7 separate regions of the Homo sapiens genome follow, and regions 2, 3, 4, 5, 6 and 7 are each linked to region 1. The links are chromatin contacts, found by Hi-C or POLR2A ChIA-PET in ENCODE. All regions are on one chromosome and are shown on one strand. Each heading gives the region's core, a stretch centred on a gene start or an enhancer-like site at or near the end of the contact. The rest is flanking DNA. Distances are from core to core; before and after follow the strand shown. Region 1 holds the start of HBP1 (HMG-box transcription factor 1). Region 2 overlaps ATXN7L1 (ataxin 7 like 1). Region 3 overlaps ATXN7L1 (ataxin 7 like 1). Region 4 overlaps SRPK2 (SRSF protein kinase 2). Region 5 holds the start of PNPLA8 (patatin like domain 8, phospholipase A2). Region 6 overlaps ATXN7L1 (ataxin 7 like 1). Region 7 holds the start of PUS7 (pseudouridine synthase 7).

The links. A loop is a pair of places that touch in the nucleus more often than their neighbours do. ChIA-PET counts read pairs that join two places held with the same protein, here RNA polymerase II (POLR2A). Pooled maps may share reads with other maps.
Region 2: a pooled map shows a loop between it and region 1 (10-fold over the local background). The contact joins the enhancer-like site here to the promoter of HBP1 in region 1. A Hi-C loop is called at or near these places in 3 of 37 single-sample maps with no recorded cell type and 8 of 50 pooled maps. POLR2A ChIA-PET finds 5 or more read pairs at or near these places in 2 of 52 experiments (B cell and activated B cell).
Region 3: a loop to region 1 is called in a map of B cell, with 30 times the contacts of the local background. The contact joins the enhancer-like site here to the promoter of HBP1 in region 1. A Hi-C loop is called at or near these places in 2 of 168 maps with a recorded cell type or tissue (B cell and naive thymus-derived CD4-positive, alpha-beta T cell) and 9 of 50 pooled maps. POLR2A ChIA-PET finds 5 or more read pairs at or near these places in 1 of 52 experiments (CD4-positive, alpha-beta T cell).
Region 4: a pooled map shows a loop between it and region 1 (10-fold over the local background). The contact joins the enhancer-like site here to the promoter of HBP1 in region 1. A Hi-C loop is called at or near these places in 6 of 50 pooled maps. POLR2A ChIA-PET finds 5 or more read pairs at or near these places in 2 of 52 experiments (CD4-positive, alpha-beta T cell and SK-N-SH).
Region 5: a loop to region 1 is called in a map of ascending aorta, with 13 times the contacts of the local background. The contact joins the promoter of PNPLA8 here to the promoter of HBP1 in region 1. A Hi-C loop is called at or near these places in 5 of 168 maps with a recorded cell type or tissue (CD4-positive, alpha-beta T cell, CD4-positive, alpha-beta memory T cell, ascending aorta and 1 more), 7 of 37 single-sample maps with no recorded cell type and 24 of 50 pooled maps. POLR2A ChIA-PET finds 5 or more read pairs at or near these places in 6 of 52 experiments (CD4-positive, alpha-beta T cell, CD8-positive, alpha-beta memory T cell, HepG2 and 3 more).
Region 6: a map of B cell shows a loop between it and region 1 (5-fold over the local background). The contact joins the enhancer-like site here to the promoter of HBP1 in region 1. A Hi-C loop is called at or near these places in 1 of 168 maps with a recorded cell type or tissue (B cell) and 9 of 50 pooled maps. POLR2A ChIA-PET finds 5 or more read pairs at or near these places in 2 of 52 experiments (Caco-2 and activated CD4-positive, alpha-beta T cell).
Region 7: a loop to region 1 is called in a map of ascending aorta, with 7 times the contacts of the local background. The contact joins the promoter of PUS7 here to the promoter of HBP1 in region 1. A Hi-C loop is called at or near these places in 5 of 168 maps with a recorded cell type or tissue (B cell, CD8-positive, alpha-beta T cell, ascending aorta and 1 more), 2 of 37 single-sample maps with no recorded cell type and 17 of 50 pooled maps. POLR2A ChIA-PET finds 5 or more read pairs at or near these places in 5 of 52 experiments (CD4-positive, alpha-beta T cell, CD8-positive, alpha-beta T cell, T-cell and 2 more).

Annotation. Positions count from the first base shown.
Region 1 is chr7:107,167,326-107,170,646 of GRCh38, forward strand. It overlaps HBP1 (HMG-box transcription factor 1), which reads left to right and starts at 1,678. Exons shown (of 11, transcript NM_012257.4): 1 at 1,678-1,860. RefSeq lists silencers at 1,206-1,779, 1,798-1,897, 2,158-2,377 and an enhancer at 1,328-1,487.
Region 2 is chr7:105,807,605-105,811,006 of GRCh38, forward strand. All of the region lies in intron 2 of ATXN7L1 (ataxin 7 like 1), which reads right to left. Among named protein-coding and RNA genes, the nearest start is that of ATXN7L1, 67 kb to the right of the region's middle. RefSeq lists enhancers at 1,312-1,381, 1,502-1,611. Within about 2 kb of position 1,792, at least 8 of the 41 ENCODE cell types and tissues checked have a DNase peak (open chromatin) inside an H3K27ac peak, as active enhancers do.
Region 3 is chr7:105,689,489-105,692,535 of GRCh38, forward strand. All of the region lies in intron 3 of ATXN7L1 (ataxin 7 like 1), which reads right to left. Among named protein-coding and RNA genes, the nearest start is that of EFCAB10, 110 kb to the left of the region's middle. RefSeq lists enhancers at 1-437, 438-1,113, 1,114-1,789, 1,790-2,465. Within about 2 kb of position 1,728, at least 33 of the 41 ENCODE cell types and tissues checked have a DNase peak (open chromatin) inside an H3K27ac peak, as active enhancers do; they include B cell and CD4-positive, alpha-beta T cell, where a contact is called at or near this core.
Region 4 is chr7:105,350,669-105,354,060 of GRCh38, forward strand. All of the region lies in intron 2 of SRPK2 (SRSF protein kinase 2), which reads right to left. It also overlaps the pseudogene LOC124901716. Among named protein-coding and RNA genes, the nearest start is that of SRPK2, 37 kb to the right of the region's middle. RefSeq lists an enhancer at 1,686-1,765. Within about 2 kb of position 1,608, at least 27 of the 41 ENCODE cell types and tissues checked have a DNase peak (open chromatin) inside an H3K27ac peak, as active enhancers do; they include CD4-positive, alpha-beta T cell, where a contact is called at or near this core.
Region 5 is chr7:108,524,511-108,527,480 of GRCh38, forward strand. PNPLA8 (patatin like domain 8, phospholipase A2) reads right to left here and starts at 1,625. Exons shown (of 11, transcript NM_001256007.3): 1 at 1,519-1,625. It overlaps LOC124901722 (a long non-coding RNA gene), which reads left to right and starts at 1,965. Exons shown (of 2, transcript XR_007060473.1): 1 at 1,965-2,970. RefSeq lists enhancers at 1-82, 762-1,722, 1,494-1,613, 1,904-2,243.
Region 6 is chr7:105,673,086-105,676,323 of GRCh38, forward strand. All of the region lies in intron 3 of ATXN7L1 (ataxin 7 like 1), which reads right to left. Among named protein-coding and RNA genes, the nearest start is that of EFCAB10, 93 kb to the left of the region's middle. RefSeq lists enhancers at 2,824-3,238, 3,199-3,238. Within about 2 kb of position 1,491, at least 14 of the 41 ENCODE cell types and tissues checked have a DNase peak (open chromatin) inside an H3K27ac peak, as active enhancers do.
Region 7 is chr7:105,520,684-105,523,719 of GRCh38, forward strand. PUS7 (pseudouridine synthase 7) reads right to left here and starts at 1,588. Exons shown (of 16, transcript NM_019042.5): 1 at 1,369-1,588. RefSeq lists enhancers at 1-100, 415-1,069, 2,353-2,853 and silencers at 612-757, 967-1,716.

The sequences.
Region 1 (3,321 bases), core at 428-2,927:
ACTATTTGTGAACATAGAAAGTAAGTATTTGATTACACGGGAGGACTACTTTATAATTTCACTTCACGGATTCAAATGGGGAATTCTCAAGAATTTTAAACTCGATTTCAACATGTGGGGGCTTATTTTGGATTTCTTGATTTGTTACGCGGCTTTCAGGTATATTTAAAAATCCAAGAAATGCAGGAGGTTTTAAAGAAATAACTAGCTGTGTGATTTCTGGCTCTGTCCAAAGGTTTGCTTTTACAGATTTCTTACTAATGTAGGTTTTCCTCATCTTAATTCTAAGCATATATTTAGTGATCTAAAGTTAGAAAATCTAAAGCACAATTTAAATGATTAAACACTAAAGGTTCAAAGGGGGGAAAAAGCTTAATCATGCCTTTGTAATGTGAATGGTAAAGACACCAATTATTGACTAGATGCAGCCGACTGTGAATGGACAGCCATGTTTAAAGAGAAGTTAACTATAAAGCAGGGAAGCGTCTCTGGTGAGTCAGAGAATTCGTAACTTGAGGAACTCCTAGTGGAAATGAAGTGGAAAGACAGTTTCTTTCATCAATGAGAAAACGTCTAGAAGGAAAAGAGGGTTAATAAAACTCACCAGAGAAACTTACTGATAATGATTCACAAATTAAATCAGTTTACGTCATACATTACACCCTTTGTATTACGTTAACCAACGAGCATACTAATCAGTATGGAAAATGCCGCTTTAACTTGCCTCAATTTCGTAATCGCCCGCCCCCGCCCCCGCTTTGTAAATTCTCTAGACTCCAGCTTCTCGCTTGCTCACAGTCCATCCCCCAGCCTCACTCTTCCTGGCACTTAGGTGGCGGCTCAACAAACTTAGGTGAACTGAACAGAGCTGACAAGGCAATCTCAAGTTGCTGTCCTGGGAGTGGTGAGGCAAGGCACAAGAGAAAGGACTTCTAGTTCTTCCCACTGCCAGTGCAGCCCCCAGCATCACTTTCGACCCCTTCGTGCCTGGGGCCGTGATTTGTGGGTGATCAAGTCCCTCGCTAGCCTGCAGTACTTCCGCTGGTGCAGTCATCTCCTTCCCCTCGCACTAAAACAATACCCTGGCCTCCTGCCAAACTCTTGAGCAGCGAGCAACTCTGGCTGTTTATGGCCCGGATTGGGTGCTGCAAGAGGCTTGGGCCGCTCTAAGTGTTAGCAGAGGCCCGGAGGAAAAGAAGAGGCCCAAGCTTTAAAACACTCCCTTCCTCCGCCCCCTCCCTTTTGTCCCAGACACCAAAACAAACGAGCTGATACACGTGTCCCTATGACTCTTGTTTACTATCAAGACTGCGCTGTGCGAGCGCCTCTGGGATACGTAGTCCAGCTCTTCCCCGGCCAGCAGTCTCCCACAGCCAAGGACCAAGGCTTGAGACTACGAACCCACAATCCATTTCGGGGACAAAGTTTGGCTTGGGTCCCCGGACTCTCGGCAATAGTCCAATCCGAAGCACTTACTCTTGTGATTGACATGCCATCTTCTCCAGTAAACACAACACAAAAGTCAATACATGCCCGCCCCCCGAGACGGACCACGGTACCACCCAATGGGAAAGGGGAAGAACCGAATGGCAGTTCTGCAGTCCAATAAGAGGGCGAAAGAGCTGGGCGGGGCTCAACCCCCAGGGGGTTGAGGGGAGGGGGAAGACGAAGCTTGAAAGACTTGGTAATGGCGACGGGTTTGGTAAGTAGGAAAGTTTCGGTTGAGGAGTAAGAGCTGCCGCGGGAGCAGTAACCCGCGCGGGGGAGGCCGACGTCGGTCGGAGAGGGGGTACGAGAGCTGCTGGTGGTGTTGTCGTGGCCGGAGCGGCCCGCGCCTGGGCTGCCGGCACTTCGCGGCAGGTTTGTTGTCTTTCAGTTAGGGAAGAGGTGGGGGTGGGGAAGGGAGGGGCAGGAGCGCGGGGGATTGGGCAGACTGGAGGGCTCGGGTCCTCGTTCCTTCTTCTCGGAGGGTTGCCCTTGGGGTGGGGGCAGTTAACCGTTCGATTGGTGCCCGCGGCGAGCCCACCGGAGCAGCGTCTCCCGCGAGCTCACCTGGGCTTCGGGGCGGCGGCGCTAGGGGGTCTCGGGCGGGGGCCGGGAGGAGGCAGGGGGAGGGCGAAGTTCCGGGCCAGGTCGCGCGGTGGGTGGCCGGGCCGGGTGTGGAGATGGGGCGGGCCAGGGCGGGGGAAGGGGCCGACGCAGCGCCGGGGCTGCCCAGGAAAGTTTGACTTCAACTCCCCGTTTGTGGGCGGAGGGTCGGAGCTTGGCCAGGGGTGGGGGGCTGGCCGGAGGTGGGGGACCCCAGTGAGGCGCCGCCTCCTTCTGGACTGAGGGGGATTCTGGCTGAGCTGAGGAGCTCGCGGAGCCGCTGGGCCCCGGGGCTCATTGTTACGCAGTTCGAATGAATGGGCTCCCAGGCGCCTGCGCGCTGGGGCTGAGCCGAGGGGAAAAACAAGCCCGGAGTCCGGGCTGCGGTCACATGATGGGGGGAAGGGAGGGGAACGCGATGAATGGCGAAAGAGGGTGGGGGATGGACTTGGCGTGAACCGGGAGGCACCGCTCTGTGTGACCCAAAGAGGAGGCTTGGCAGGCGATTCCAGTCTCCGCCTTTCAACCTATGCTGCCACCGCAGGCCGATTGAAACAAAACAAAACAAACCAGGCGAAGTGGACAGCCAGGTTTTTGTAGCTTTAAATGCTGCGTGCTGTCTAGGGTGTTTCACTCTCCGCTGTGCACTCTACACTCGAGTTCATTCTTAGGGAGTTTTCAGCTACAGTCGTTTTTAGAAGGAGCACTGACAGCGAGGTAATACTCAAGTTTTCTGTTTGTTTTGTTTTTGGCTCATGGTGCCACTGATGCCAGGACGAGAGGAGGCTTAGAAAAGGAGTTATACATACTGGGAAGCGATGGAGTCCTACTAACAGCTCGGATGGAGGCTTTAGCTTTATTAATACTTCCCTCTGAATAGCCGTAAGCACTCCTAATAGTGGTTTTGAAATTAAAGGTACTTTTTGAGAATTAGAATAATTTTAACATTGGAAATACTTTTCTGGTCATTTAACAGTGATCTAAATCTGCAATGTATGTCTTGTACTTTTGGTTTTTTTTTGCTATTTTCCTTTATCTTGCAAATGAGTGTGGTAGAGTCGGTCATCTGTTCAGTTGCCTTGGTTAAACTCAGTTCTTGCAAGGTAGACAGTAGTTGACAAAATTTCAAGGAAATTTGAATTATATTGAGAATTAAATCCACTCCCTAAAGTTTTTGGGTTATGTTATACTTTTGAGGAGCCGTTTAACCACTTTAAAGCAAAATATTGTTTG
Region 2 (3,402 bases), core at 542-3,041, 1.4 Mb before region 1:
ACTGTGACAGACACTTATAAAATACTTATGCACTGGGTTTGTGTGCCCTCTCTTGTTCTCCTTGGAACCCTCATGTGGAAAGCCCGGGCTGGGCTGCAGTAGCATGGACGGACCCACATGGAGCACAGGTGAGCTGTTCCTGCCCAGACCTCTCCAGACCGAGCAGCCTCCCAACCACCAGACAGGTGAGGGAGGGCCTCTTTGACCATCCAGCCTGGGCTGCGCTATCCGCACCAGAAGAAACACCCAGAAGACCCACAGAATCATAGTAAGTAATGTTTACTGTCTTAAGCCATCAAGTTTTGGGGTGGTTTGTTGCACAGCAAAAGCTAGCTAACTGATACAAGTCCTTAAAGAGGCCTGAGCTAGCATCTCCTTCCAGCTCTGAAGCACTGGAGGATAATTCTTGGATCTCTAGTGTCCACAGACTCTTTCTGCAATGTCAGAACCACCCAAGAATACAGCACTGTCCTTGGCCTGGAGGGTCACTCTGCTCCTAGAAAGCAGGAAAAGGAAGAGGCCTTTATATACCTTCTCCCCAGGACACACAGGGCCTGCAGGCAGCCCTGGTGGGTGCCAGGTTACTTAGGGACAAGGTGACAGTGGCATGCTTTTGCCATTTGTCCCCAGCCAAGTGTTTTTCCACTGATGTGAAAGGAAAAAGATAATTTCTCTAGTGAGCCCTACTGCAAAGACTCTGAGGCAGCATTTCATCAAAGGGTGCTGGGAAGCACTGGGGAGACAGCAAAACCCAAAAACCTCCAGCTCCACTCAGCAAGGAGCTTGCTGCTTCTGTTTCCAGAGAGGCGGAAAAATGAATGAGCACTCAGGAAAGCCAACCTGATCAGTGGCACTTTGATAAGATGACAAAATTGCTCCCTCCTCCAGTCCAAATCCACTCTCTGTGGTGAACTATTATGGGAAGGAAGCATCAACTAATTAGAAGCATCTCTGGGACATGAGAAAAATCAGCACCTAAAATGCCTAAGCAGAGAGAATTCCTTGTTAAGAAGAGAGAAAACAAAACAAAAAACTGCTAGGATGTCACTTTGCCCAAGCATATTTATAAAGGGAGGAGGAGATAAGAATTAATTGGGACAGGAGCTTCTACCTAAGTGACATAAAAGACACAATTATTTTTGCTGCTTTTACAGATCAAGTGCCCCTTCCAGGTGGGGATAGAGCCCTGGCACCACCCACCATTTTGAAAAATGACTTTTAGTCTTCCGTAGTTCTAACTAAGCTTGAAATTAAGATGGTTCTTTTGTTTACTCCCCCTGTTGGGGAAGCTCTAACCACCTATCAAAAACACCAATGTCTGGATTATTTATTTCTCATTGTCCAACCTACGGGGCATAGAAGAGTTTTATGAAGCCAACATGTGAGGCGTTTCTCCCAAAGAAGCGTGGATGCACCTCCCCATATTGCAGAGCCCTTTTATACTATGGTCCTTTGATAATCTGGATTTTGACAGACAGAACTAATGCCTGACTTGGAGCAGGACAAAGAGCCCTGGAAGTCAGAGGCTTCATTCTTGTCACCCTCTTTCCTTTATAAGCTGCGAGCACTTGGGTAAGTCCCTTAACCTTGAGAAAATTCAATAAAACAAAGGGTTAGTGACTAATATATTACATCCTTTTTAAAAAACAAGTTGTGGTTTAAAAAGCCCCATATAACATGAGATCTACTGTCTTAACACATCTGTGAGTGTATAGTACAGTATTGTTAACCATAAGCACACTGTTGTAAAGCAGATCTCTAGAACTGACTCAGCTTGCACTACTGAAACTCCACGCCCACTGAGCAGCAACCTCACTTCCTCCTTCCTCCGGCCCCTGGCACTCAACCATTCTATGTTCTGCTTCTACGAGTCAACTGCCTTAGATACCTCATATCAGTGGAATCAGGCAGTATTGGTCCTTTATGACTGGCTTATTTCATTTAGCATAGTGTCCTCAAGGTTCAAATATATATCCTTACAATGATACTGACATGGTACTCACTGTTTCCATGGTAAGTGGTTACATATATTAACGTATTTAGCCCTCACAGAAACCCTTCAAGGTAAGGTGGCATGATTATCTCCTTTTGATAGATGAGGAAACTGAGGCAAAGGGAGGTGAAGTGAGGTGCCTATGCTTACCTGCTGTGTAAGTGGCTCCAGACTCCTTTTTTTTTTTTTCCAAGACAGGGTCTCACTCTGTTGCCCAGGCTAGAGCATAGTTATGCTATCATAGCTCACTGTAGCTTTGACCTCCTGGGCTCAAGTGATCCTCCCAACTCAGCCTCCCAAGTAGCTGGGACGAAAGGCACATGCCACCACATCCACCTAATTTTTTAAATTTTTTGTAGAGACGAGGTCTCACTATGTTGCCCAGGCTGGCCTCGAATTCCAGGACTCAAATGATCCTCCAGCCTTGGCCTCCCAAAGTGTTGAGACTACAGGTGTGAGCCACCACACCCAGCCCAGACTCCATTCTCTTGAACATAACACCATGTTCTTTCTGTACAGTTTAAAATTTCTATTTTAGCAAGTAGGCTCACAGAGATACTGAAGTCACTGAGGAAGATGGCAAAAGATGGGGCAGGGAGGATAAACGAGATGTGGTGTTGGAGAGATCTACCCTTGTATAGTTCAGAGTGGTCTTTCACAGCAGGAAGAGGATGGCCTTGGAGCCAGGGAGACCTGGGCCCAGTCCTGGCTCTCCCTTGCTCTAGGCCCTTGGGAAACACCAGTCACCAAAACTGGCAAGACCCTTGCCTTGTAGACATCACATGCTAGCAGGTGAGACAAACAACAAACAATAAGTATTCCCAATAATGTCTGCTATAGAAAGGGTAAAGTGTTATAAAAAAACAAACAAACAAAACACTGGTGCTGGGAAGGCTGGCTGGAATTGTAAAAAGGGTGCCACTGAGAAGGTGATATCTGAGCAGACTAGAAGAAGGTGAGAAGGTAGATTGTGAGGCTGGAGCACATCTAGGGGATGGTGTTCCGCACAGAGGGAAGAGCTAGTGCAAAGGTCCAGAGAAGGGGAGAGCCTAGGACGTATGAGGGAGAGCAAAGAAGCCAGCCTGTGTGCAGGAGCCAACGCGAGCCAGCGTAGAGGCACTGAAGCCGGGGATGGCATGGGGGCGGCGGAAAGGCTGTGCCAGTGACTCTGAGTGGTGTGGGAAGCTATGCAGGCTTTTGAGCAGAGGAGTGACATGAACTGATACTTGGCTTTTATAGTAATTTAGGTGATGGTGGCTCAGATCAGGGCAGCAGAAGTGGAGGTGGGAGAAGCAGTTGGTTTTGAACCTAACCTGTTTCCTAGTGGACTAGATGTGGATGGGAGAAAAAGATGGGAGTCAAGGATGACACCAAGAGTTCTGTCCAAAGCAACTGGAAGAATGAAGTGG
Region 3 (3,047 bases), core at 478-2,977, 1.5 Mb before region 1:
TTCACATCTTTCCATTCACTTGGGCTGTGGGGGTGATTGACACAGCTGGGGGCAGCCCCCATAATCATTCCTAGCTGAGATGCATACAAACCAACACACACCTCAAGCTTGACACCTTACGAAGGTGGGCCGAAAGTCCTCCCGGTCCCAACCAGACATACGGAGGAGGCACGGGGAAGTGGAACAGAGGCCCCACACACAGGGGCAGATTTGAATCAAATTAGAACAAAGAGTCCCTTAGCATCGTGTCATAGCCAGTTAGCCCAGAGCAAATGGGGGCATGAGGAGGCGAAGGTCCGATGGATCATGTCCGAGCCCGAGTTTTAGCTTCTCAGCTCCCCTGTATGAGCCAGGCCCCAAAGCCAGGCTTTTCCTACTAGGACCAAAGGGCTGGACTTGGCCCCCACCAGCTCAGTGGGGCCAGTGTGAGAAAGCACAGGACAGACTCTAAACGTCAAAGGCCTAAAGCAAGGAAGCCTCATCATTATTCTCTGCAAGGTTAAAGGAGACAGGGCACTTCTTTTTTTATTTTTGAGACGGAGTTTCGCTCTTGTTGCCCAGGCTGGAGTGCAATGGCGCGCTCTCGGCTCACAGCAACCTCCGCCTCCTGGGTTCAAACAATTCTCCTGCCTCAGCCTCCCGAGTAGCTGGGATTACAGGCATGTGCCACCATGCCCAGCTAATTTTTGTATTTTTCGTAGAGACGGGGTTTCTCCATGTTGGTCAGGCTGGTCTCGAACTCCCGACCTCAGGTGATCCGCCCGCCTCAGCCTCCCAAAGTGCTGGGATTACAGGCATGAGCCACCGCGCCCAGCAAAAAAAAGCATTCATATGAATGAGAGAAACATGGAGGAGAAAAGAAAGCCTCTCTTGGCAGCACTCAGCAGTTAGAACTATGTCAAGCCTCATCCTAATGGTCACATTTACCACCTTGGAAATTTCCGTTTTCACTGTCCGTTCTCATTCATGTGATGCTGGGGGTGGGGTTGGACCCATCTGTGTGGGACTCAAGGTCTTGGATCTAAGCAGACCCGCTCCTCAGAAGGCCTTCCGTGAGGCCTAAATGATGTTTGTCGTCTTCTCCTTCTTTTGCGATTTGTTTAGTTTAAAATATTTAACCCGAGGCACAATGAAGTGTCTCATTTACAAGGTTCTCCCGGACCATTAGACTGGGACTCCACATTCATTATGCTGATGAACGCGCTACTTACTCATGCAAATTCCAAGAGCGGCAGACTCAGAGATGGGAGGTGCTCAAGGTACGATATCAAGGGCTGATTTAATTACACAGCCATTCAGTGGGACAAGCACGGCAATTTTTAGCCAACTGTTCTAGTAAATATTACGGGAAACCCTTTTATAGAGTGCTAATTCCGGCTTAGTGTTTTCGCTAAGCTTTAGTTCTTACTCAAACATGCACACGGGCCCCCAAAGATGCTACCACCAGGCCAGAAAATCACACAGATAAAGCATGAGCCCATATGCCATCTTGCAGTCAATCATCCTTTTAAAAATGTTATAAATGTCTGCATATCACTGTCATTTAGGTGGGGACAAACTAAGGTCCAGTAACTTCCCTGTGTCTGTTCTTCCTCCGTCCCCCTCCCCCGTGACTCTGAGTCCTGCAGACCAGCCCTTGGGCATGTTTTGGGTCACCAAATGCCACTGCTCCCAGGAGTTTGACAAAACAACCGCTGTAAACTCATTTCAGACGTTTGAAACAATACCCAATCACTGCATCCACCCTCGAGGAGCGCCCCAGAGGAAATGGCATCATTACTTTCATTTTACTCCGTTTGTGAACGACTAAAGGAAAACAACACGTCCTAGGACTCTCGGGAACGTTATTAAGTGACCCCTAAGAAATTAATCATCAAGAGCTAAAATAACCCTCTGCTGCACATACACCGCCGTTTCTCTAAGTGGAGAAACAAATTTCACTTTCCACAGTTGGAACAGAAACTCTTATGCATCCCCGTTTCTTCAAAAAAAAGTCTATAAATAACCTAGGATCAGCAAAATTATGCAAAACATCCTGCTAGAAGAAGAAATGTAAACTAAAACCACTTACAGAGAGACTCAGGCTGCCAACTTAATCTGATGCTACGACGACTGTAAACATGTTGTACTTTTGGAACCTGAAGCGATCCACATTAGCACGGATGTCAGTAAAAAAAAAAAAAAGAAAAAAAAAAAGAGAGAGAGAGAGAAAGAAAAAGGAGGGAAAAAAATCGCAACGACTAAACAACAACAAAAGCCCAGCCCCAAACAGAGCAACGTGATACGGTATTCTGCACGGTGCACAGCCCGACGGCTGACCAGCTGCAGTCAATACCAGCTATCCGCGCTTGCACACGCCAACTGTTTTGACTACACGCACTTGTTAAACACGGAGTTTCAGGTCCTACCAGTTGGACACCAGAAGTTCATAGAACTGACCCAGTGCCAAGAACAACAAGCACAGAAAGCGAACCGGCTGCCTCGTGCGGGTGTTTTTGTTAACTGTTTATGCAAGCCCCAAAGCAATTGGGTAACAATTACGAATAAAAAAGAACTTAAATTACAAAAGCAAAAGATTACCACCTTGAAGGAAATGTAGATATTGGCAGCTGAAGGACAGACGTCATGCTACTTTATTGGTGGGGTGGGTGGGTAGTTTTCAGAGAGAACTGGTTGGGGGAGGGGGAGGTGTCACATGACACACTGCGGTTATTAGCAGAAGGAACTGGGTGCTTCCTCGAAGCATCTTTTAGAGATTGACTTAGATTTTGCAAATGTGGAGGCTTTGCTGCACATGTGGGGGTGATGGCAGGAGCACTAGAATTTGTCAGTTGGTAAATCCCATAGGAGAAGAAAGGGACATGCTGGATGAATTTCTTTCTTTCCTTCCTTCCTTCCTTCCTTCCTTCCTTCCTTCCTTCCTTCCTTCCTTCCTTCCTCCCTCCCTCCCTCCCTCCCTTCCTTCCTTCTTTTTTTGAGATGGAGTCTGGCTCTGTCACCCAGGCTGGAGTGCAATGGCGCTATCTTGGCTCACTGCAACCTCTGCC
Region 4 (3,392 bases), core at 358-2,857, 1.8 Mb before region 1:
CATACGCCAACACACCCAGCTAATTTTTGTATTAGTAGAGACGGGGTTTCTCCATATTGGCCAGGCTGGTCTCCAACTCCTGACCTCCCCACCTTGGCCTCCCAAAGTGCTATAGTTGCTATAATTAATCCCATTTTACAAATGAGAAAACTGAGGCACACAGATAGCTTAAACATGTTCAGATTACATGGCTATTAAGCCATTACACAGCAGGATTAGGGTAAGAAGCCACGTCTGCCAGCCAACCCTATACTACATTAAAGTTTACAGAGCCTATCTTACGCGCTTTATCTATTTGCTACCACCCTGTGATATGATTTGAATGTTTATCCCATCTGAAACTCACGTTAAAACTTAATCCCCAATGTGGGTATTATGAGGCAGGTCTTTAAGAGGTGACTGTGTCATGACGGTTCTGCCCTCATGAATGGAACCTATTCATGGATTAATGAGTTAACGAATTTTAACGGATTATCCTGGGAGTGCGACTGGTGGCTTTATAAGAGGAAGAGACCTGAGCTAGCACACTCAGCCCCCTAACCATGTGATACTCTAGGCCACCTTGGGACTCTGCAGAGTCCCCACCAGCAAGAAGGTCCTCATTAGATGCACCCCTTGACCTTGGCCTTCCCAGCATGCAGAACTGAAAGAAATAAATTCCTTTTCTTTATAAATTACCCAGTCTTAACCAGGCCCACCCCTGGTTAAGGATGGGCAACAGGCTCACCCCTGTAATCCCAGCACTCTGGGAGGCTGAGGAGGGCGAATCACCTGAGGTCAGGAGTTTGAGACCACCCTAGGTGACAGAGTTACACTCCGTCTCAAAAATAATAATAATAATAATAAATCACCGGCCGGGCGCAGTAGCTCACACCTGTAATCCCAGCACTTTGGGTGGCCGAGGCAGGAGGATCACCTGAGGTCAGGAGTTTAAGACCAGCCTTGCCAAAATGGTGAAACCCCATCTCCACTAAAAATACAAAAAATTAGCTGGGTGTGGTGGCCGGCACCTATAATCCCAGCTACTCGGGAGGCTGAGGCAGCAAAATCGCTTGAACCCGGGGGGCGGAGGCTGCAGTGAGCCAAGATTGTGCCATTGCACTCCAGCCTGGGAGACAAGAACAAGACTCCATCTCAAAAAAAAAAAAAAAGAAGAAGAAGAAGAAGAAGAAATAAATAACCCAGTCTCAGAAATTCAGTTACTGCAACAGTAAACAGACTAAGACACCCTTATAATCCACTGTAAAGCAGGCTGTGCAGTTTGATGATCCCCAGTCTCAGAAATTCAGTTACTGCAACAGTAAACAGACTAAGACACCCTTATAATCCACTGTAAAGCAGGCTGTGCAGTTTGATGATCCTATTTTCCTAGAGAAAATAAGAGATTCAGGAAGGATGAATCATTCCCTCCCTATGGAGCAAGCAGCAGAGCTGGGTCTAGAATCCCCGTCTTTTAACTCTTCACCACTGTTTCTCCTCCTCAATATGCTTAGCTAGTGTGGTGGTTTCAAAAATATGTTCACAAATTACTTAATTTGCATCTCTTCAAAGGGCAGAACCTGAACTCTCCCTTGAGTGTGGGCTGTACCCAGTAACTCCCTTCTAACAAACGTGGCAGAAGTGGCAGTGTGAGGTCTTCTAAGGGTGTGTTATAAAAATGTAACCGCAGCTTCCTCCTTGCTCCCTCTTGATGAAGCCAGCTGACATGTTGTGAGAACATTCAAGAAGAGGTCCACAGAGCAACAGGCAAGGCCTCCTGCCAACAGCCTGGAAGCAGATCCTCCAGCCTCAGCCAAGCCTTCAAAATGACTGCAACCCTGAGCCAGAACCACCCCACTCAACTGCTTCCAAATTCTTAACCCACAGAAACTAAGATGATAAATGTTGCATTAAACCACTATGCTTCACAGTAACTTGTTATGTGGTAATAAATAGCTAATACAACTAGGGGCTGGGTGTGGTGGCTCACGCCAGTAATCCCAGCACTTTGGGAGGCCAAGGTGGGCAGATTACTTGAGGTCAGGGTATCGAGACCAGCCTGGCCAACATAGTGAAACCCAGTCTCTTACTAAAAATACAAAAATTAGCTGGCTGTGGTGGCGCACGCCTGTAATCCCAGCTACTCGGGAGGCTGAGGCAGGAGAATTGCTTGAACCCAGGAGATGGAGGTTGCATGAGCCAAGATTGCACCAGTGCACTCCAGCCTGGGTGACAGAGCGAGACTCTATCTCAAAAGAAAAAAAAAAAAGCTCTTGGCTAGTCATCAGAATTACATGATCCCTCCCTTAATTTCACACAGTAAATGCCAGTACCTCTATTGGTTAACATTCTATTCCACCTTGTGTCACTGCTAGTTGTTTACCTGCCTATCTCTGAGACTAAGTCATAAATCCCTTATTATCTAAGGTTCAATTTTCTCATCAGTAAAATGAAAGGGTTAGATTAAGTAATTGCTAAGGAACTCCCAACTCCAAAGTTCCATAAGGATGACTCTTAATTGAAAAAAGTAAGATAGCACAGTTGTAAGCTTCGACTTGGTAGTTTTAAATCTCAGCTCTACAACCTATCAGCTCTAAACAATGGGCCTGCTGCTGAACATTTCTGTGCCTCAGTTCCTCATCTGTAAAATGAGAATAATAGTGCTGTTAGAATTCTTCCAGGTAATGGTTTTGTTTTTTTGTGTTTTTTTTTGAAACAGTCTCCCTCTGTCACCCAGGCTGGAATGCAGTGGTGCAATCATGGCTCACTGCAGCCTTGACCTCCTGGGCTCAAGCAATCCTCCCATCTCAGCCTCCCAAGTAGCTGGGATTACAGGAGCGTGCCATCCAGCCCAGTTTGTTGTTGTTGTTGTTGTTGTTGTTGTTGTTGTTGTTGTTTGGTGGAGACAGGGTTTTGTCACGTTGCTCAGGCTGGTCTCAAACTCCTGAGCTCAAATGATCCGCCTTCTTTGGCCTCCCAAAGTGATGGGATTACAGACTGCCTTCAAGCAAATTCATCAGGCCCATGTTCCTGAATGCCCCAAGGTGAGCAGTAAGGAACAGAAAAACACTTTCCTTCTCCAGAAAATCCCACTCCTGAGCTGATAGGAGGGGATCTCAGAAAGAATCATCACAAAAGACAGGACAAACTAAAGAAGCTGGCAGACTTTTTTAATTCTTCCCAGTACAAACTGGAACTAGACATGCAGAGAGCCTTCCTAAAGGCAACGCCCAAATCCCACGTGAGGCCAAACTTCTCCCCAGGGAGACTGAGAGCCAATGTTCTTATCATAACACTCCTCCCCACAGTGCACCCACAGACAAGGAAGCCTGAGCAGTTGTGGCTGTCACACAACAGATGCAGCGTTCAGGCCAGAACCTTCCAGGACCTTCCTCTTTGCTGGCCCAACAGCT
Region 5 (2,970 bases), core at 375-2,874, 1.4 Mb after region 1:
CTGCAGAGAAAGATAAGAACTAAGAAATGACTGGCCAGGTGCGGTGGCTCAGGCCTGAAATCCCAGCACTTTGGGAGGCCGAGGCGGGCGGATCACCTGAGGCCAGGAGTTTGAGAGCAGCCTGGCCAACATGGGGAAACCCGTCTCTACTTAAAAAAATTAGCCGGGTGTGGTTGCGCACGCCTGTAAATCCCAGCTACTCGGGAGGCTGAAGCAAGAGAATCGTTTGAACCTTGCAGTGAGTCGAGATCGCACCAAGGCACTCCAGCCTGGGCGACAGAGAGAGACTCCCAACAACAACAAAAAATGGCAGGACAGGAAGGTGTCTATGGCTCAGCATTCTAACTCTGACCTTTTTACAAATATATATTCCATGAGTGAAGCAATATGCAGCTTCAGCACAACCCCTCTAACTGGGGTAAAAAAAAACAACTCAAAGTACAGGCTGTTCTTGTAACAACTTTGCATGTGAAACAAGTGAATAGCTAAACTAGTGAAACTGGCCCTTTCATTCAACATCACTCATTAAAAGGGCGTTTACAAGATTTTAATTTAGTCCTGATATAGAAATAAAAAAAGAGATCAACATTAAGAAAAAGTTGATTATAATTACGAAATAAAAACATGTTCTTATATTGAAAGGACAACTAATTTGCATAAGCAATTTAACAAAATAGCTAAAATGGGCTTGATACAACTGCCTCACAAGGCATAAGCTCTTAATGTTTCACTGTTTAACAGCATTTTCTTAATACACTGAAACATTTGTCATTTTTGAACTCTCAGAAATTAGGACTGCAGAACCAGGATACAACTGTTTTGGAATTGAAAACAGTATTTTAAGCAGGATTATATGATAGTCCCTTATGTCACAACTCTCCTGAGTTTTTCCTATGAGTCACCATTTTAAAGTTATCATTGTATTAGGCGTGGAAAGCAGGTTCCTTCCAGCACAATGATAGAAATGACACAGGGATAGGAAGCACTGCAACACAGTGATTCATACACCTTATCCACTTAAGCAACAGCGGTCAAGGATAGAATCAAATGTGGATGGGGTCAGAAAGAGATTACTGACAAAAAATATCAGGCAGTAGAATCACCAGGTGCACACTGACAGTCGAGAATGATGTAGACTAGGGAAACCCTCCTGAGAGTGACCAGTTAACTACTGGAGAACACTACAGTCCAGGGGAAGGCAGACAGACTCTGGAAAATTGAGGAGGGAGTCGTGGGGATGGGACAGGGGGAGCAGGGCGGGACCTGCGAAACCAAATACGGTTTGCGCTTCTGGGGCAGCAAAGCCCACGGGGGCGGAGGGCGCCGAGTACCAATGAGCTCCAGGACCTGCGGGCTCCTTCCAGCGCCAGCTCCTCCCCAAAGCCTGGCGTGTCCCCACCCTCTCGCTCGGGAAGTGCCCTCCAAAGAAAGAAAGGACGACCCGGAGCGCCGGACAAGGGTCCAGAACGATCAACCAGCCTCCTATCGTCCCGCCCCTGTCCCCTCGCGGCTACTTACCGGGATGCAGGCCGCAGTCACTAGGGCTGCAGCGGCGACTCGCTCGTTCCCGGCAATGACGTCCACTCCAACCGGCCTGCATCAGCTGAGCTTCCAACACAAACACTGGCGCAGCAGCTAGGTCGCCACCCACTCAGCCCCGCCCCGCTCCGCCCCCAGCGGAAGTGACGCGCTAGAAGTTTGGGTCTACCCGCGGGCCGGGGTGAGGATTTTCCGCCTCGCTCAGGCCTCTGCCTCCTTGTCAATCTCCGTTCCTCCCCCGCCCCGAGATATGCGCAATAGAGCATGACGGAGCGCAAGGCGGGAAGCCGCGACAGACGTGTGTGCGTGCGTGCGTGCGTGCGTGATGCGCGAGGCGTGGCTTGCTGGTGGGGCGTGCTGTGCCTTGGTTGGTTGCCGGGTGTGAGAGCGGTGGGACTTCGTTTTGCCTTCCTGGGCGGGACCTCGGAGCAGTGTCCTGGTTTGCTTGTTTGCGGGCCGCTATTCCCTTTCAGCAGAGATAAGCCTCCCTCTCCGCGTCCCTGAAGCCCCTGCCTGCGCTGAGTTCCTTGGAGCTGGGGGCTGCGATACCAGTCTCTTGGAGGGTGGTGCCCGGCGCGGCCGCGCCCCTTTCTCTATATCCATTCCTGGGCATGGCCACCCAGACTAAATGTCACTCAAAAGCGAGTTGACATATATTACTGTATTGGAAGTTAGCATAAACCGCCCCACAAATGGTCCCACACGTAACACATCTTTTTAAAATTGTGGCATTTCATACGTACCACAGGGGCAAACTACAGCCCTCAGGGCAAATCCAGCCCACCGCAGGTTCTGCTGTACTAGGAGCTAAAAATGGGTTTCACATTTTTCAAAGGTTAAAAAAAAAGTTTTGCGACAGATGACAATTATATGACATTCATATTTGTGTCTGCTTTTTAAAGTTTCATTAGAACATAGCTTTGCATTCCTATACATGCTGTTAATTAAAGCTTTTATACTACAATAGCGAATTTGGGTAGTTGCAATAGCCCCTTACCCTCTTGAAGTGACCTTGCAATTACGTTGAGGTCGGGAAAACAGATCAGTTTCAACTAGTTATCAACCTCAAAATGTTATCAAGACTTATACTGTACTCTCAAGGCTTACCCACTACCCATGGGTATGTATGCTTTAGCCCCCTGTAAGGTTATTGTAAAGTCCTTAAGGAAGGGGATTCTTTGACCTGTCAAATGTAGTGGATGTTACCCTGATAGTTGTGTTGTTTTGATTTTTTTAAATCAAGGAGGGAAAGCCAGCTTGCTATGTTCTTGGGACACAGTGTCTGGATTATGTACATCATAATGCCTGGTAAACCCCAGCAGTGGATAAGCCAGACATGTTATTTAGCTACAGGAGAGTTAAAAGATGTATGCACCAATTAAGCCTTACAGGCGTGTGGAAGGAGCTTTAGTTTTTGAGACAGATTCCTCC
Region 6 (3,238 bases), core at 241-2,740, 1.5 Mb before region 1:
CCCAAAAATCTGATAGGCGCGGGGAACCCTGGTGTCTCCAGTTTGCTCCCCTCACTCTCTGAAGATAAAATCCATCAGGTTCTCAGGCAATCCCATTTCAGTAAAAATTCAGTGTTCCCTTCCCCATACGCTTATTCATGGAGATATTTTCATACTTGCAGCATCAGTGTCCTGTATTTAAAACCTTAGCACAGATGCCTCATGAATGGCTGAGCCGGCTGCAAATACTCAAGGTGGCTCCCTGCACCATTTTTAGAAAGAACTTGTTGAGAATTTTCCAATATGGCTTTTAAGGGACTAACCCCCTCCCAATAGACTTTGAGCACCACAGTCGCTTGTGGCCTGCCATGGTTGTGTAAGCACACTTGGGCTTAGGCCAGCACCTGGCTTACTCACTTGACAGCATGGAGTCTCCTTCAGCCCCCACTTTTGAGGGCAGGTGCTTGGCAAGTCATTAGCCGGTTTCTATCTTATCAGTGGGTTCAATCTGCTTTTGTAGCTGCAGTCAGGATGCTGCCTATAAACACCCTGATTTCCAAGGGGCCTTCTTCCAAAAGTAAACTGGAGTTGGAGAGAGAGGCAGGGCTGGCACCTTGGCACTGGGAGCCGTGCCAGGAGCCAGGCCAGCTGTACTTACAGCCGCTTGGTGAGGTAACGATTCCCCCCAGCTGTGGAAATGGAGACAGACTGCATTTGAGAAACTTGCCCAAAGTCATAAGACTATTAAGTGGAGGAGCTTGGGCTAGAACCTGGGCCTGTTGTCTCATTTGTCACCATCGTAGTTAGATACTAAACTTACTGCCATGGTGTAAGGGGGGATATTGAATCAGCCTTGCTCAGCAGAGGAGGAAATGAAGACACAGGAAAGTCAGGTGATAGGACAGGCTGCGAATGCAGGCAGAGCTGTGCCAAGCAGTTTCCATGCCAGGAGTGCTTGTGAGCTTTTCTGGAGTGCCCATTCCCTTCTCAGACTGCAGTACCTCTTTAAAAGATGGCAGGGCTGAGGAGCCGAGGAGGCGTTCCTTAAGCAAAGGTTATGCTAGGTCTTCTTTACCCCTCTTCACCTCCTACCCACTGCTGGGCAACATGACCTATCTTGGGCACTAAGTTCTTTTGACAAATATGAGTGTGGGCCTGTGGTCTACACTGTTCACACCAACACCAGCTCAGTTCCCAAATCCCTAGGCTCTGGGATGGTTTCTTCGTCATCTGGTCACCCCATGCACATTCATTCAGTTAGGAGGGAAAGCAGGCTTTCTTGAGTACCTACTATATATCAGGCACTGTGTAAGCTGCTTTTCACTCACCAGCTCATCTACCCAATAACCCTACCATGTGGTATGATACCGTTAGTTGCCTTGTTATAGATGGGGAAATTACTATTATTTTTTTTTCTTCTTAGATATCAGATGGGGGAAATTAAAGCTTAGCAAGATTGTGAAACAAGACCAAGGTCACGCAGACCTCAGCAGCTGGCAGGAAAGCCCAGGCTTGCCTGGCCCCAGAGCCAATGCCCTTTCTACCATGCCACCCTGCCTGGGATGTTCCTTTCCCTCCACGCTTTAGAAATGCAACTGGGATGATTCTTACAAGGGCATTTCCCATTCCAGAGCTGCTGTGAAGTCATGTAACTTAGGATCCTTTTTAACTTTTCCCCTGTGGTGGCATTCCCCCTTCCTCCTCCTCTTCTATTTGTCATTTATACTAAGGTGCAAATTTCTGGCATCACCACTATTGGGCAGGATCTGGGGAGTCCCAGGGGCTTTCCAGGGCCCTGAAATACTTCCATCAGCCCCCAGGGATGCCCTCACAAGACACCTAGACTAGCTAAAAGGAAAAACTACAGAAATAGAATCTGTGGGGAGACAAGCACATGTACACCTTGCCAGCGGTACTTTCAAGGGATTACATTTTTCTGGAGAGCAACCTGGTGATAATAACAGGAACTAAAAAGCATCCATAGCCTTTCATCTGGTAATCTGGTAATGTAAGTTTGGAAAATAGGCCTCCAGGAAATATCCCAAAGGGAAAAAAAAAGTTCAAAGATATTCTCAGCACTGTTTACTACAGTTAAAAAAAAAAATACTACAAGCAACCTGAATAATCCATAATAAAGCAATTGGTAGGAGACAGGTAAGAGAGTTATCTCAACCTAAGAAAATGTATGCAAAATAGTACACTCACATTCACAAGGAAATTCAAAATGGCACAAATAGTATGTAGAGACTAATCACTACTTAAAGAAAAATATTTGAGGCTGGGTGCGGTGGTTCACTCCTGTAATCCCAGCACTTTGGGAGGCCGAGGTGGGTGGATCACTTGAGGTCAGGAGTTTGAGACCAGCCTGGCCAACATGGTGAAAGCCCGTCTCTACTAAAAACACAGAAAAATTAGCCAGGCGTGGTGGTGCATGCCTGTAATCCCCGCTACTCGGGAGGTTGAGGTGGGAGGATTGCTTGAACCTGGGAGGCAGAGGTTGCAGTGACCTGAGATCACGCCACTGCACTCTAGCCTGGTGACAGAATGAGACCCCATCTCAAAAAAAAGAAAAAAAAAAGCACTTGATAAATACATGATGATGAGGAAAAAAGAGAATGATATAAGATGCATTGCTTAATAGGCTCTGTCTTTTTTAAAACTGTTTAAGTTCATCCAAGAAGATAAAAACAGACAACAACAAAACACTAACATATCCTTAAGCAGAAAAGGTGGAAGAGAGAAAGTAGGTGCCAATACAAATGCAGGAAGGAGACAAAAATATGGGTTAAAATGAAAGCTATTTCATTCATTCATTCACTCTTTTTTTTTTTTTTTTCTTAGCATTTCCTTGGCACCTACCATGTGCCAGACACTGGGCTATGAGCCCTGGGTTATTACAGTGATGATACAATAGGTTGCTGTCACTGCTAGACCTTTGTCATCAGAGGGCTTCCTGTGCTCAGGGGACAGCACTCTCCAGATCCTGGCTCGCTGCCACAGTTGTCACTCTGAGTGGAGGAGAACGGACGCGGCCCTCAGAAGGCAAGCTGCTGCCCGAAGGACCTGAGTCTGCCGGACTCCACCTGGAGCCAGAACCACGATCCTCTTCATAACATGAGGCCTTTTATGGCTCTATCTGCTCCCCACTGTCTGGGCCCAGTGGTAGCAGAGGGGTTGACAAGGACTCCACATGCATGGCACTGAACTTCTCCATCAGAGTAGCCCCCTCCAAAACCACAAACACACACCGCACAAGTCA
Region 7 (3,036 bases), core at 338-2,837, 1.6 Mb before region 1:
TGCACTCCAGCCTGGGTGATGGAGTGAGACTCCGTCTAAAAAAAATAAATCAAAAAACAAAGATATGTTCAAGGCCGAGTGTGGTTGCTCAAGCCTGTAATTCCAGCACTTTGGGAGGTCAAAGCAGGAGGATTGCTTAAGGTCAGGAGTTTGAGGCCAGGCTGGGCAACACAGCGAGACCCTGTGTGGTGGCACATGCCTATAGTCCCAGCTACTTGGGAGGCTGAGGTGAGAGGATTGCTTGAGCCCAGGAGTTCAAGGCTGCAGTGAGCGATGATCACGCAACTGCACTCCAGCCTGGGCAACAAGAGCAAAATTCTGTCTCAAAAAAATTAAAAAAATAAAAATAAAAAAACCAAAAACATGTTCACAAGGAGTTGTTAAGTACGTACTGTTGGCTACTTTCCTAATGTTTGAACCTAACAATTGCCTAACCAACCCCTTTTCAATAGTGTTGTACAGTCTGATTTTCGACAGATCCCTCAATAGTCGAGGCTCCCCCAGGCCAATGGGGCATAGTCATTTCATAGATGATTAGAGGCTTGGGGATGGGGGGGAGGGAACCTTAGTAACCCTTTATTTTTGGAATGGAAAAAAAAAGTAGTCTGACGGGACCAAATATTTTAAAAACTAAACTCTTTGCCAACCCTACTCGGCAGGCAACGAAGGTGTGCTTCTAAACACCTCTGCGCAGGGCTGACGAGGAGGACTCGAATTTCAGCTTGCACAGCAGCACCTCCATCCACTCGTTAAGCATTCACCCAGCTTGAGGGCTGGAGAAAGCACTCTGAGTCTGCAGCCCGTCCACTCCTACTCTGGGAAATGCATACAAAGCAAGCAGTCCCCAGAGCCCGCGTGGCGCCTAGTAGGCTCCCAGTGAGCGGCGACGCAGGACACAGGGGTGGAACACGTGGGCTGGACCCACAGAAGGCAGGCGCGGCGAAGCAGTGGCACCGTGAAGGGCTTCAGGGCCAGTGTTCCTCTGACGGAGGGACAAGAGTTTAGGGAGCGTCCGGGGCAAAGAAAGGGAGGAGTGGGAAGGGGGCCCCCGGGGGACAGCGCCGCGCGGGGAGGAGGGGAGCGCTCGGGCGCGGCGCCTCCGGACGACTGGCCGGGCAGAGCGGAGCGGGGAGCGGGGAGCGGAGAGCGGCGCCTGCACCGCCGAAGCGCAGGACCCACTGGGTTCCAACCGTGCTCCCGCTGGCACGATCCATAATGGAGGCGCCGCGGGCTCTGACCACTGCGGGGCCGCCTTCCCAGTCCGCCTTCCCAGTCCGCACTGCCTCTTGGGGCGGGGCCCTGGGGCTGGGGCTGGGGCCAGGGCCAGGCCGAGGAGCCCCGGCGGCCGCGGGGAGGCCGCGCACTTACCCGGAGCCTGGGAGCGCGGGCGCGGCGTGAGCTGGGCGGCGAGGTGGCCAGCGCTCTGGTTGGGACGCAAGAGAGCGGCGAAGGCCACTTGGATGAGCCAGCGGCTAGGGCGGCCAGGCAAAAGCAGCGCTTTCCGCGCGGAGGACCAGATGCGCTCCAGCCGACTCACCGGCGGCCGGGCTCGCACACGTGCGGCGCAGCGACGCGCCGCGGCCCGACTGGACCCGCCCCGGGGGCGGAGTCCGCTCCCTGCCGCCGGCCCCGCCCCCGGCCCACCCACTCGGAGCGGCCTGCAAGCCAGGGAGCGCCCCAACGCGGACTCCCAGCCTACGCGCGTTCACCCTGGACCTTCCTCGCGACCGCGCCTGAGTCGCACCAGCGGCAGAGAGCGATTTCACCAAGCATCTAAGAGTTCTTTAGATCTTTAGGAAGTCTAAGGCAGCGATTGCCTCCTTTGGTGTTATATTCTAAGTGTTTCCTTCACATAGTTGTGGCCCTTTCACGTTGCACCGACCACGCAGTTGACAATAATGGAAAGAGAATCACTTTAGGGACTAAATATTGTTCTACATTTGATCCTGGGAATGTAGTGGATCTAAAAGCACCATCTTCCTACTTCTTACCGCTCTGGCTTGATGGCTTGCCATAGGATCTGCTTCAAGAAACCGGATCATAGGTTTTTTTTGTTTTGGTTTGGTTTGGTTTTGACAGAGTCTCGCTCTGTCGCACAGGCTGGAGTGCGGTGGCGTGAACACAGTTCACTGCAGCCTCGACCTCCCAGGCTCAAGCAATCCTCCCACTTCAGTATCCCAAGTAGCTGGGACTACAGGTGCATCCCACCGCACCCAGGCTAATTTTTTTGGGGGTGGGGGGTAGAGACAAGATTTCACTATGTTGCCCAGGCTCTAATAGTTTTTTTGCTTTTTGTTTGTTTGTTTGTTTTTTGAGACGGAGTCTTGCTCTGTCGCCCAGGCTGGAGTGCAATGGCGCGATCGCTGCTCACCGCAACCTCCGCCACCCGGGTTCAAGCGATTCTCCTGCCTCAGCCTCCCGAGTAGCTGGGATTACTGGCGCACGCCACCATGCCCGGCTTATTTTTTGTATTTTTAGTAGAGTACGGGGTTTCACTATGTTGGCCAGGCTGGTCTCGAACTCTTGACTTCGTGATCCGCCCGCCTCCGCCTCTGTGTTGAGATTACAGGCGTGAGCCACCGCTCCCAGCCTCTAATAGTTTTTCCGTTTTGTTTTATTTTGTTTGAGAGAGAGTCTCACTCTGTTGCAGGGTTCAAGCGATTCTCCTGCATCAGCCTCCCGAGTAGCTGGGCCTACGAGTGCTTGACATCATGCCAGACTAATTTTTTTGACGGGGTTTTTGCCTGTTGGCCTTGAACTCCTGACCTCAAGTGATTTGCCTGCCTAGGCCTCCCAAAGTACTGGGATTATAGGCATGAGCCACCATGCCCTGCCCAATTTGTTTTTTTGTTTTGTTTTTTACACAATGAAATATACTATTACCGGCCGGGCGCAGTGGCTCACGCCTGTAATCCCAGCACTTTGGGAGGCCGAGGTGGGCGGATCATGAGGTCAGGAGTTTGAGACCAGCCTGGCCAACATGGTGAAACCCCGTCTCTACTAAAAATACAAAAAATTACCCAGACGTGGTGGCAC